Linked DNA regions of Homo sapiens: region 1 is linked to region 2. A link is an interaction called in ENCODE POLR2A ChIA-PET data of the cell type or tissue named here. Cell type or tissue: Caco-2. All regions are shown on one strand.

Region 1 (5,000 bases), 150 kb after region 2:
CAAGAGGATGGCTTGTGCCATGAGTTGGAGACCAGCCTGGGCAACATAGTGAGACCTTCATCCCTGACAAAAAAAAAAAAAAAAATTTTTTTTGGCCAGGCACGGTGGCTTACACCTGTACTCCCAGCACTTTGGGAGGTCGAGGCGGGCGGATCACCTGAGGTCAGAGGTCAGATGTTCAAGATCAGCCTGACCAATATGGAGAAACCCTGTATCTACTAAAAATACAAAATTAGCCGGGCGTGGTGGCCCGCACCTGTATTCTTAGCTACTCAGGAGGCTGAGGCAGGAGAATCGCTTGAACCTGGGAGGCGGAGGTTGTGGTGAGCCAAGATCGAGCCATTGCACTCCAGCCTGGGCAACAAGAGCAAAACTCCGTCTCCAAAAAAAAAAAAAAAGAATAGAAAAGAAAACAAAAATTTTAAGTACATGCCATGACATAGCTGAATCTTTTTTTTTTTTTTGAGATGGAATTTCGCTCTTGTTGCCTAAGCTGGAGTGCAATGGTGCAACCTCAGCTCACCGAAACCTCCGCCTCCCAAGTTCAAGCGATTCTCCTGCCTCAGCCTCCCGAGTAGCTGGGATTACAGGTGTGCGCCACCACACCCGGCTAATTTTTTGTATTTTTAGTAGAAACAGGGTTTCACTACGTTAGCCAGGCTGATCTCAAACTCCTGACCTCAGGTGATCCACCCACCTTGGCCTCCCAAAGTGCTGGGATTACAGGCGTGAGCCACCATGCCCAGAGATACAGCTGAATCTTGAAAAAGCTAAGTGAAAGAAGTCAGTCACAAAGGACCACATATTGTACAATTCCATTCGTATGAAATGTGAATTTAGTGATTGGCTAGGTCTCAGGGGCATGAGAGGGTGAGATGAGGGGAAATGGGAGTGCCTGCTAATAGGTATGGGGTTTCTTTTTAGGATAATGAAAATGTTCTAAAAATTGATTATAATGGTGAATACACAACTCTGAAAATATGCTAAAAGACATTCAACTTTACACATTAAATGAGTGAATCATATGGTATGTGAATTATATCTCAAGCTATTAAAAAAATATATGAAGTAAAAGTTATGGCTGGTGGGGCGTGGTGGCTCATGCCTGTAATCCCAGCACTTTGGAAGGCCAAGGCGAGCAGATCACTTGAGGTCAGGAGTTCGAGACCAGCTGGCCAACATGGTGAAACCCCATCTCTACTAAAAATACAAAAATTAGCCGGGCATGGTGGCGTGCACCTGTAATCCCAGCTACTCGGGAGGCTGAGGCAGGAGAATCGCTTGAACTGGGAGGCAGAGGTTGTAGTGAGCTGAGATCATGCCATTGCACTCCAGCCTGGGCGATAGACCGAGACTCCATCTCAAATAAATACATAAATAAATAAAATTTATGGCTATAATGATTTTTATAGTAGACCCAATGAAAGCACATCACTCAGTATGATTGAGGTGAAAGAAACTGGTGTTGAAATTAGGAACCTTGTATTCTAGTATGGACTGGTCATTTTGAACAACTTAGGCCATAAACAAAAGAGCAAGTAGTTACTGATTACCCACTTAGTGACAGTCACAAGGATAAGGGCTGTAAACTTCAGCTTATTCATCCGTATGATGAAGGGGTTTGTTAGAAAATCTGTCCCAGCACTTTGGGAGGCTGAGGTGGGAGGATCAGTTGAGGGTAGGAGTTTGAGAGAAGCCTGGGCAACATAGCCAGAGCATTTCTGAAAATAAAAATAAAAAATAAAGCCCAGGTTGTGCTGATGCAGGCCTGTAGTCCCAGCTACTACTTGGGGAGCTAAGCTATAAGGATCACTGGAGCCCAGGAGGTTGAGGCTGCAATGAGCTGTGATGGCACAACTGCACTCCAGCCTGGGCAACAGAGCAATACCACAACTCCATAAAGAAAGAAAGAAAGAGGAAGAGAGTGAGAGAAAAAAAAAAGAAAGAAAGGGAAAGAGGGAAAGAGAAAGAAAGAAAGAAAAAAAGAGAAAGAAAAAAAGAAAGAAAGAAAGAAAGAAAAAAGAAAAATCTGTAAAGGCATTTTTTCGTTGTTTTGTTTTTTGAGATGAAGTCTCTCTCTTGTCCTCCAGGCTGGAGTGCAATGGCATGATCTTGGCTCACTGCAACCTCTGCCTCCCAGGTTCAAGTGATTCTCCTGCCTTGGCCTCCCGAGTAGCTGGGATTACAGGCGCCTGCCACCATGCCCGGCTAATTTTTATATTTTTAGTAGAGACAGGTTTTCACTTTGTTGTCCAGGCTGGTCTCAAACTCCTGATCTCAGGTGACCTGCCCACCTCGGCATCCCAGAGTGCTGGGATTACAGGCGTGAGTCACCATACCTAGCTCCCCCCCGCCCCCGCCTTTTTTTTTTTTTTTTTTGAGATGGAGTCTCACTCTGTCGCCAGGCTGGAGTGCAGTGGTGCGATCTCAGCTCACTGCAACCTCTGCCTCCCAGGTTCAAACGATTCTCCTGCCTCAGCCTCCCAAGTAGCTGGGATTGCAGATATGTGCCACCACGCCCAGCTAATTTTTGTATTTTTAGTATAGATGGGGTTTCACCATGTTACAGGCCAGAATGGTCTCGATCTCCTGACCTCGTGATCCACTGACCTGGACCTCCCAAAGTGCTGGAATTACAGGCATGAGCCACCGCGCCTGGCCTGTAAAGGGTTTTTGCAGTTCTAAAATCCTATGATTCTCTTGTATAATAGGTTGTAATGACAGACAGGAGACAGGGTCTTGATATTGAGTCCCGTTAGTGAACTCCTTCTTATGTAGGCAGTACTACTACCTCCTATATTCAATTGGCTGGATAGATTCCCAACTTCCACCCCTGACCCACAATGAGAGTATCATTAACTAAGAGTTGTTAAGGAAAAATAGGTCATCTTGTGGACTTTAGAGTAAAGTGTTTACTTTTGATTCCTACAGGGAAGGAAATTCCATTTCAAGAGATTCCTTGGCCTTGCAAAAATAGTGAGGACAGTCACGGGGGCAGCAGAGGGGAGCAGTTAATGAGAGCAGGAAGGGAGGAGTTTCTTCCTAAGCATAATAACTATAATCACTGGAAGGCTGAAATTACTAGTCCTGTTGTTTGTCCAGCCTTCTGGAACATATATAGTTATTTCTATGTGAATCAATTTCTCTAGTTTCACAAATGACATTTTCCCACCTGCAAGGAGAGAGTCACTGAAAAAGGAAGAGAAGATGGGGTTCCCCGGGCACAAGGCCCTCTGGTCATGGCAGTGTGAAATGATAAGTAATTCATCACTGGGTACAAACTAACATATGTTTGGTGAGGCAGTCTAGCTATGGAATTCCAGGCTCAGAATGAAAAGCACCAGGGTATTTTTCTGAGTCCTCAGTTTTTCCTTTGAAAGCCTTTTTTTTTTGAGACGGAGTCTCGCTCTGTCACCCAGGCTGGAGTGCAGTGGCGCAATCTCAGCTCACTGCAACCTCTGCCTTCCTGGTTCAAGCAATTCCCCTGCCTCAGCCTCCCGAGTAGCTGGGACTACAGGTGCACGCCACCACACCCAGCTAATTTTTTTTGTATTTTTACTAGAGATGGGGTTTCACCATGTTGGCCAGACTCATCACAAACTCCTGACCTCAGGCAATCTGCCCCCCTTGGCCTCTTAAAGTGTTGGGATTACAGGCGTGAGCCACTGCCCTCAGTTTTTTTTTTTTTTTTTTTTTTTTTTTTGAGACAGTCTCACTCTGTCACCCAGGCTGGAGTGCAGTGGCAAGATCTCAGCTCAGTGCAAGCTCCACCTCCCAGGTTCAGGCGATTCTCATGCCTTAGCCTCCTGAGTAGCTGGGATTACAGGTGCATGCCACCACACCCAGCTAATTTTTATATTTTTAGTAGACACAGGGTTCTGTCATGTTGGCCAGGCTGGTCTCGAACTCCAAGCCTCAAGTGATCCACTGGCCTCGGCCTCCCAAAGTGCTGGGATTACAGGCGTGATCCACCATGCCTGGCCAAAGCCTTTCTTTTTTTTTTTTTTTTTAAGAGACAGGGTCTCACTCTGTCACTGAAGCTGGAGCACAGTGGCACGATCGCTGCTCACTGCAGCCTTGACCTCCCAGGCTCAAGGGATCTTTCCACCTCAGCCTACTAACTACAAATACGCCACCACCCCGGCTAATTTATTTTTTTACTTTTTATCGAGACAAGGTCTGGCTCTGTTGCTCTGGCTGGTCTCAAACTCCTGGGCTCAAGTGATCCTCCCACCTCAGCCTCCCAAAGTGCTGGGATTACAGGAGTGAGCCACTATGTCTGTCCTTGAAAGCCTTTTTAATGTGCCAAAACAAGATGGGTAAATGTATCCAGGTTGAAGTTAGAAGGCCTCTAGACAATAACTATTCTGTTTTACTCCCTGTTCCCCAAGAGCTTTGGATTCACTGGAATTGCCTCTAAGAAGAGGCTGTACACATGGTTGAAGCAGGAATCCCAGTATTGAGGCTGTTTTTGATGGGGCCAAGGAATGTCGGTCATATTTGTGTGCAGGTCTATTTTCTCTCTCCACTTTTTCTGACTTGGGCTGAGTGGATGAAGAGGAGGCCCACCACCACCTCTCAGTATACTTTGTACACATAGAGTTGCATTCATCTGGGAATAAAAGACATATTTTCAAAACAGTAGGTTTGATACAGGACAGGCAAGCTCCCAAATTGGGGCTTAGCCAGGGAGGGTTGTTGGCTTCCTCCAGGAAAGAATTCAAGAGCAAGCTGGTGGTATTAAACAGCAACTTGTATTGAAGTGGCAGTGTATAGCAGCAGCAGAGGTACTGTTCCTAGCGAGCAGGGATACCCCATAGTCGGTGTGCCCAGAATAGCATCTCAGAGGCAGTTCTGCACTCATATTTTTACCCACTTATAATCACATGCAAAATAGGGGGCAGTTTATGCAGACATTTCTAGGAAAAGGGTTGTAACTTCTGGGTTGTTGGGTCATTGCCATGGAAATGGGTGGTAACTTCTGGGTGTTGCCATGGCAA
Region 2 (5,000 bases):
TTTATCTTCTGATTTTTCTCCCTCACAGTAAGAATATTTCCCTTGAGGGGGTTGGTAAAAAGTTGTGCTTACAAGAATCCAGCCACTACAATAGAGCAGCTTTTATTGATACCAGACTGATGGTGTGCTGCGTACTGTAAAAGACCAGACTCACAAAACATCCCCATTCCATGGGCAAGTAAGTAAATGAAAGAAATATGATCGGTAACAAGAGTAAACGATGTAAATTAATGACAGCTTTAAGAGATGTTTCATGTTTATACTGGAAGGAAAACAAAGTCTGAAAGAAAGTTCAGCTGCAACAAAAGATGATAAATAGACTAAGCTGCTGAGCAGTTTGGTGGCCATGTAACAAACATTAAAAAAAAAAAAAAGACACCTGCTGCGATGCAGTGACTGCAAGTGGATAACATTTAGGAACATTCAAGAGGGTATTCTAGAGGAGTGGTAACAGCCTTACAGTGGCTATTAGAAGCCAGGAAGAAGAGTTTGGTTCAGAATCTGCACTTACCCCTCAGCCCCAGTAAACGTCCCTGGTGGAGGATTACGGCTAAAGTGAGAAAGGAGGAAAGGGGACATGGAGAGGTGCATGACAGGGAGGAGAGAATTACTGTGAGCCACCACTCTCAGCGTCTTCTATCTGGTAAACCTGGTGCTCAAAGCCCCTAACGAAAATAACAAGATCCCACTTGGCATAATACCAAGTAATACATAAAGTTCTTCCCAAGGCTTCTATTAGAATCTCTGCTGAAAAAGGAAAATCTGATTTATGGTGTTTTTTTTTTAAATAATAAAGCAATTTTAGTGAATCTGAATCAAAACACTAAGAACTCAATGTGCAGCATTTCCTAAATGCTAAAATTTCTCCTTTATTTCTCTGTGTGTGTGTGTTTTAAAAAACAAATCCTGTTCCAATAACTATGCTAAAATGAAGCTCTTACAAATAACTGAAATGAACTCTAGGGGATCCTGGAATCTCTTAGGATATAAGGAGAGGTCTAAATATGATTTATAAGTAACTGCAGAAAAGACAGGTGGGATTGAAACCTTGCTTTCTTTTAAAGGCTTCCGAAATACCTTCTAGTCTTTCTCCCTCCTCTGGCCTGAAAAAAGGTATGGTGATTTTGAAGTGTATATGTATTAATGTATTTTATAGACTTACAGTATTTGCTTTTAAACCATTCCCTGCCATGAATTTTGCAACACAAAAACATTTACTTAATGGATGATTAATGTAATGGAACATCATATGAGAAACACACGAGGTATATTTTATTCATAAAAACAATAAATCACATTCTTTTAAAATAGAAGATAGATGGAAAGGCTTGCTGAACTCCTGAGAAACTTCTTCCACAACTTTTTTTAAACCTCAAATAAGACAAATGGAATATACTAAACTATCTGCTAAGGAGATATGAAAAACTAAGATGAATGCTAGGTAGTGTTTTTGGATAATGGTATAATAAGGCTTAAGAAAAATGGACTTTAACTTTTATTTCAAAAGATGAAATAGGACTGTGATTCCTGAACTGTGAAAATGTTTTGACAACGAAAAACTTTTAATTATGAGTATTGGTCTTGATACATGAAAACTTATTTTCCTAGAATTTATAAGTTTCATTGAGTGAAGTAACTATAGCTAGATCTTTGCCATCACTGATTTTCTGAGCTAACACAGATTTGAATTTCAGACATAACTATTTCCTATAATTCTCCTATTTGTTCCATGGCAGTTATCTAAAAATATACTTACTTTCTGTCAATGGGATGGAGATAATGACACCATTTCCTGTCCCCACCCACAAACGATTACAAGACACCATAAGAGCTGTAATTCTCACAAAAGAGAAGCCCAGTTTTCCAGTACCTGTAAAGAAAGGAGGGAACACGTTATTGAGAAACTAAAGCAGACAGTGTTTTACATTCCAAGTTCCTTAGAAGTAGCAGGATTACAAAACAAAAAAAAAAGAAAGAAAGTAGTAGTAGCAGGATTGATACAACACAGAGGAAATGTGACTAGAGCTAGATGGATGTTTCCTGAAGGTTCACATCAAAGTAAGCTCATATTGGGGCTTATTGTCTATCTGACAATTCAGGGTTAATGGAAAAAGAAAAGCCTAAAAGTGGGTAACATAACATTATTAGTTAGAAGAAAAGTACACAGGAAATAGGATACATCAGGAACTGTGACACAGGATTTACTTAGGGAACTGTAAAACCAAACCAACACATAAAACAAAAAACCCCAACAGAAAACAGTGAAACTGGCAGGGCACGGTGGCTCACTCCTGTAGATCCTACAAGGTGGGATGACTGCTTGATCCCAGGAGTTTGAGACCAACCTGGGCAACAGACCTCACCTCTACAAAAAGTACAAAAATTAGCCAGGCATGGTGGCACATGCCTGTAGTCCCAGCTATGTGGGAGGCTGAGGTGGGAGGGTCACTTGAGCGCAGGAGTTTGAGGCTGCTGTGAACTGTGATCCAACCACTGCACTCCAGCCTGTGCAACGGACCAAGACTTTGTCTCTAAAAACAAACAAACCCAGATAAATCAAGTGTCCTTTGATCTTATAAGCTGAAAAAGTTCTGGTTTCCCTTAAGTTTTCTTTGCACAGATAAAAATCTTTGTAAACAAAATCTATACTTTTCCCCTCATTTATATACTTAGGTTCTAAAGCAGTTTAAACATTTTAAGTATTATACACAAATAATTTAGGGAGAACAAACGCATTTTTGTATTTCAAGTTAATTTTTACAACTGATCTTATTTTCAGTGACTTGAAAGACAAATTTATTGAGCAGGTAATACATTTAAGAAAGACAACACTAGTACTCATAAGTTCTACTTACAAGAACTGAGGGCATGATCGCTGAATCACAGTGTTAGAAGGAGGCTTAATTACCATTCAGCCTAACCTAGGAACCTTTAACCTCCAGTCAAAGTAGATCCCTGAAATTAGTTTGTGTTTGCATGTGTATATATTCTAGGGAGAAGGTACATAGCTAGAAATAAGGTTTTCTGAGGGCAGTAACTCTAAATGGTTGAAAACCACTGATCCAGTTCAATCATTTTTCATGAAAGGAATCCTTTATGACATTTCTAATAATCATTATAACACTAGGTCAGGTGCTAAAGATAGAGCAGGGAACAAGACAATGATGGTCCCTGATCTTCACGGGGCTTAGGGTCTGTAGGGGAGAGATTATAAACAAGAATCACATAAGACTGGTACGATCACAATAATGATAAGCCCATGAAGAAAAAGTATGACAGGACCTAAATGGTCTCTCCTGATTATGACAGTTAGGCTATGACCTGAAAGCTAAGTAAGTAAAAAGGGACCAAGAAGAACTTCCCAGGTAGATGATACAGCAGCACATGTGAGGACCCTGAAATGGGAAGGAGCTTGCTGAGCTGTGGGTCGGTATGAGCAAGGAGAGTGTTTGAGAACATGTAAGGTCTCCTGGTCATGTCACCTCACCTAAAGGCAACAGTGGAGGTGTGTGAAGGTAATATCTGCACCTTGGTTACTAGGCAGAGAACAGACTGGGGTGGCAACAGGGAGCCCAGTTAGGAGGCCTGGGGGTAAAAGGATAGTGGTAGAGATAAAGAAGTAACTGATTTAATACAGTTTTAGAGGCAGACTTGACAGTTCCCAGTGACAGATTAGATGTGGGAAATAAGAGAAGAGGAGTCCAAAATGATCCCAACTTTCCATCAAGAACAATAAGGGGCCAGGTGCATTGGCTCATGCCTGTAACACCAGCACTTTGGGAGGCTGAGGTCTGGGCCAATCACTTGAGCCCAGGAGTTTAAGGCCAGCCTGGGCAACACAGTGAAACCTCATTTCTACAGGAAAAAAAAAAAAAAGTAGCCAACATGATAGTGCAGGCCTGTCCAGCTACTGGGAAGGCTGAGGTGGGAGGATCACTTGAGCCCAGGAAGTCAAAGCTGCAGTGAGCCGTGATGGTGCCACTGCACTCCAGCCTAGGTGACAGAGTGAGACCCCGTCTTGAAAAAAAGAAAAAAAAAAAAAAAAAAGAGTAAGGTAGATTGAAACGTCTGACACTTTCAATGATAAAAGTTCACTACTCCTGAGATAACTTAATTCATTGGTTCTACCCAGCATTTTAGACTATTTAAAAATAAAAACAAGGACTGGGTGAGGTGGCTGTGCCTACCTACAGTCCCAGCTACTCCGGAGGCTGAGGTGAGAGGATCGCTTGAGCCCAGGAGTTCAAGGCTATAGTGTGCTATGACTGCACCTGTGCATAGCCACTGCACTCCATCCTGGGCAACAAAGCAAGACCTCATTTCAATAAACACATAGATAGATAAAATAAAACACCCTCTTTGACTGGTAAAGATAAAACGCGTTGGAAGCTTACCTAACATTTTGCTTACATAAGGCTCAATGTCCACATCCTGTAGATGTTGATAAGTGTGTGCATGATAGAGACGGAGCGTAGAATCCAAGCGAATGGAGACCCACACGCCATCCCCCACCCACGCAAGCTGTCGCACTTGGCTCTCCTTCCTGGGATGTGCATCAAAAGATTTCTAGGAGAGATTGTCCAATCACAAAGTTACTTTTGCTACATAGAATTTCATATTTAAAACTGTGCTAATTTGCACAAGTTAGCAGACTATTAAAAGACAAGCCCAAATATTATATATTAAACATGATTACTCTTATATACACAATTGTTTTCATCCTGGAATGCAAAAAATAAAGAACTAAGAACGGGATATTGGACTTCAGCACTATATAGGATATCACCTTATAACAGCAATACTAGCGCATCCACACTATGTAACAGTGCTCAACAGAAAGATTTTTTTTATTTCTTTATTTTTTATTTTTGAGACAGAGTCTTTACTCTTGTCGCCCAGGCTGGAGTGCAATGGCGCAATCTCGGCTCACTGCAACCTCCCCTTCCTGGGTTCAGGCGATTCTCCTTCCTCAGCCTCCTGAGTAGCGGGATTATAGGCGC

What was found. ChIA-PET counts read pairs that join two places held together with the same protein. Peaks named below come from ENCODE experiments on the same cell type or tissue, not always from the same donor. Only the 100,000 strongest peaks of a DNase experiment are listed, where the experiment ranks them.
Region 1: POLR2A ChIA-PET joins it to region 2 with 10 read pairs; 3 of 35 experiments call an interaction of 5 or more read pairs at or near these places.

Annotation. Positions count from the first base shown.
Region 1 is chr17:51,123,281-51,128,280 of GRCh38, forward strand. No RefSeq gene overlaps it. Among named protein-coding and RNA genes, the nearest start is that of SPAG9, 4.9 kb to the left of the region's middle. RefSeq lists a silencer at 4,814-5,000. In Caco-2, no CTCF peak of the experiment used is centred here; DNase peaks (open chromatin) are centred at 2,302 and 2,991.
Region 2 is chr17:50,975,352-50,980,351 of GRCh38, forward strand. SPAG9 (sperm associated antigen 9) reads right to left here. Exons shown (of 30, transcript NM_001130528.3): 26 at 4,395-4,566; 27 at 1,757-1,870. Among named protein-coding and RNA genes, the nearest start is that of TOB1-AS1, 110 kb to the left of the region's middle. In Caco-2, no CTCF peak of the experiment used is centred here; a DNase peak (open chromatin) is centred at 2,450.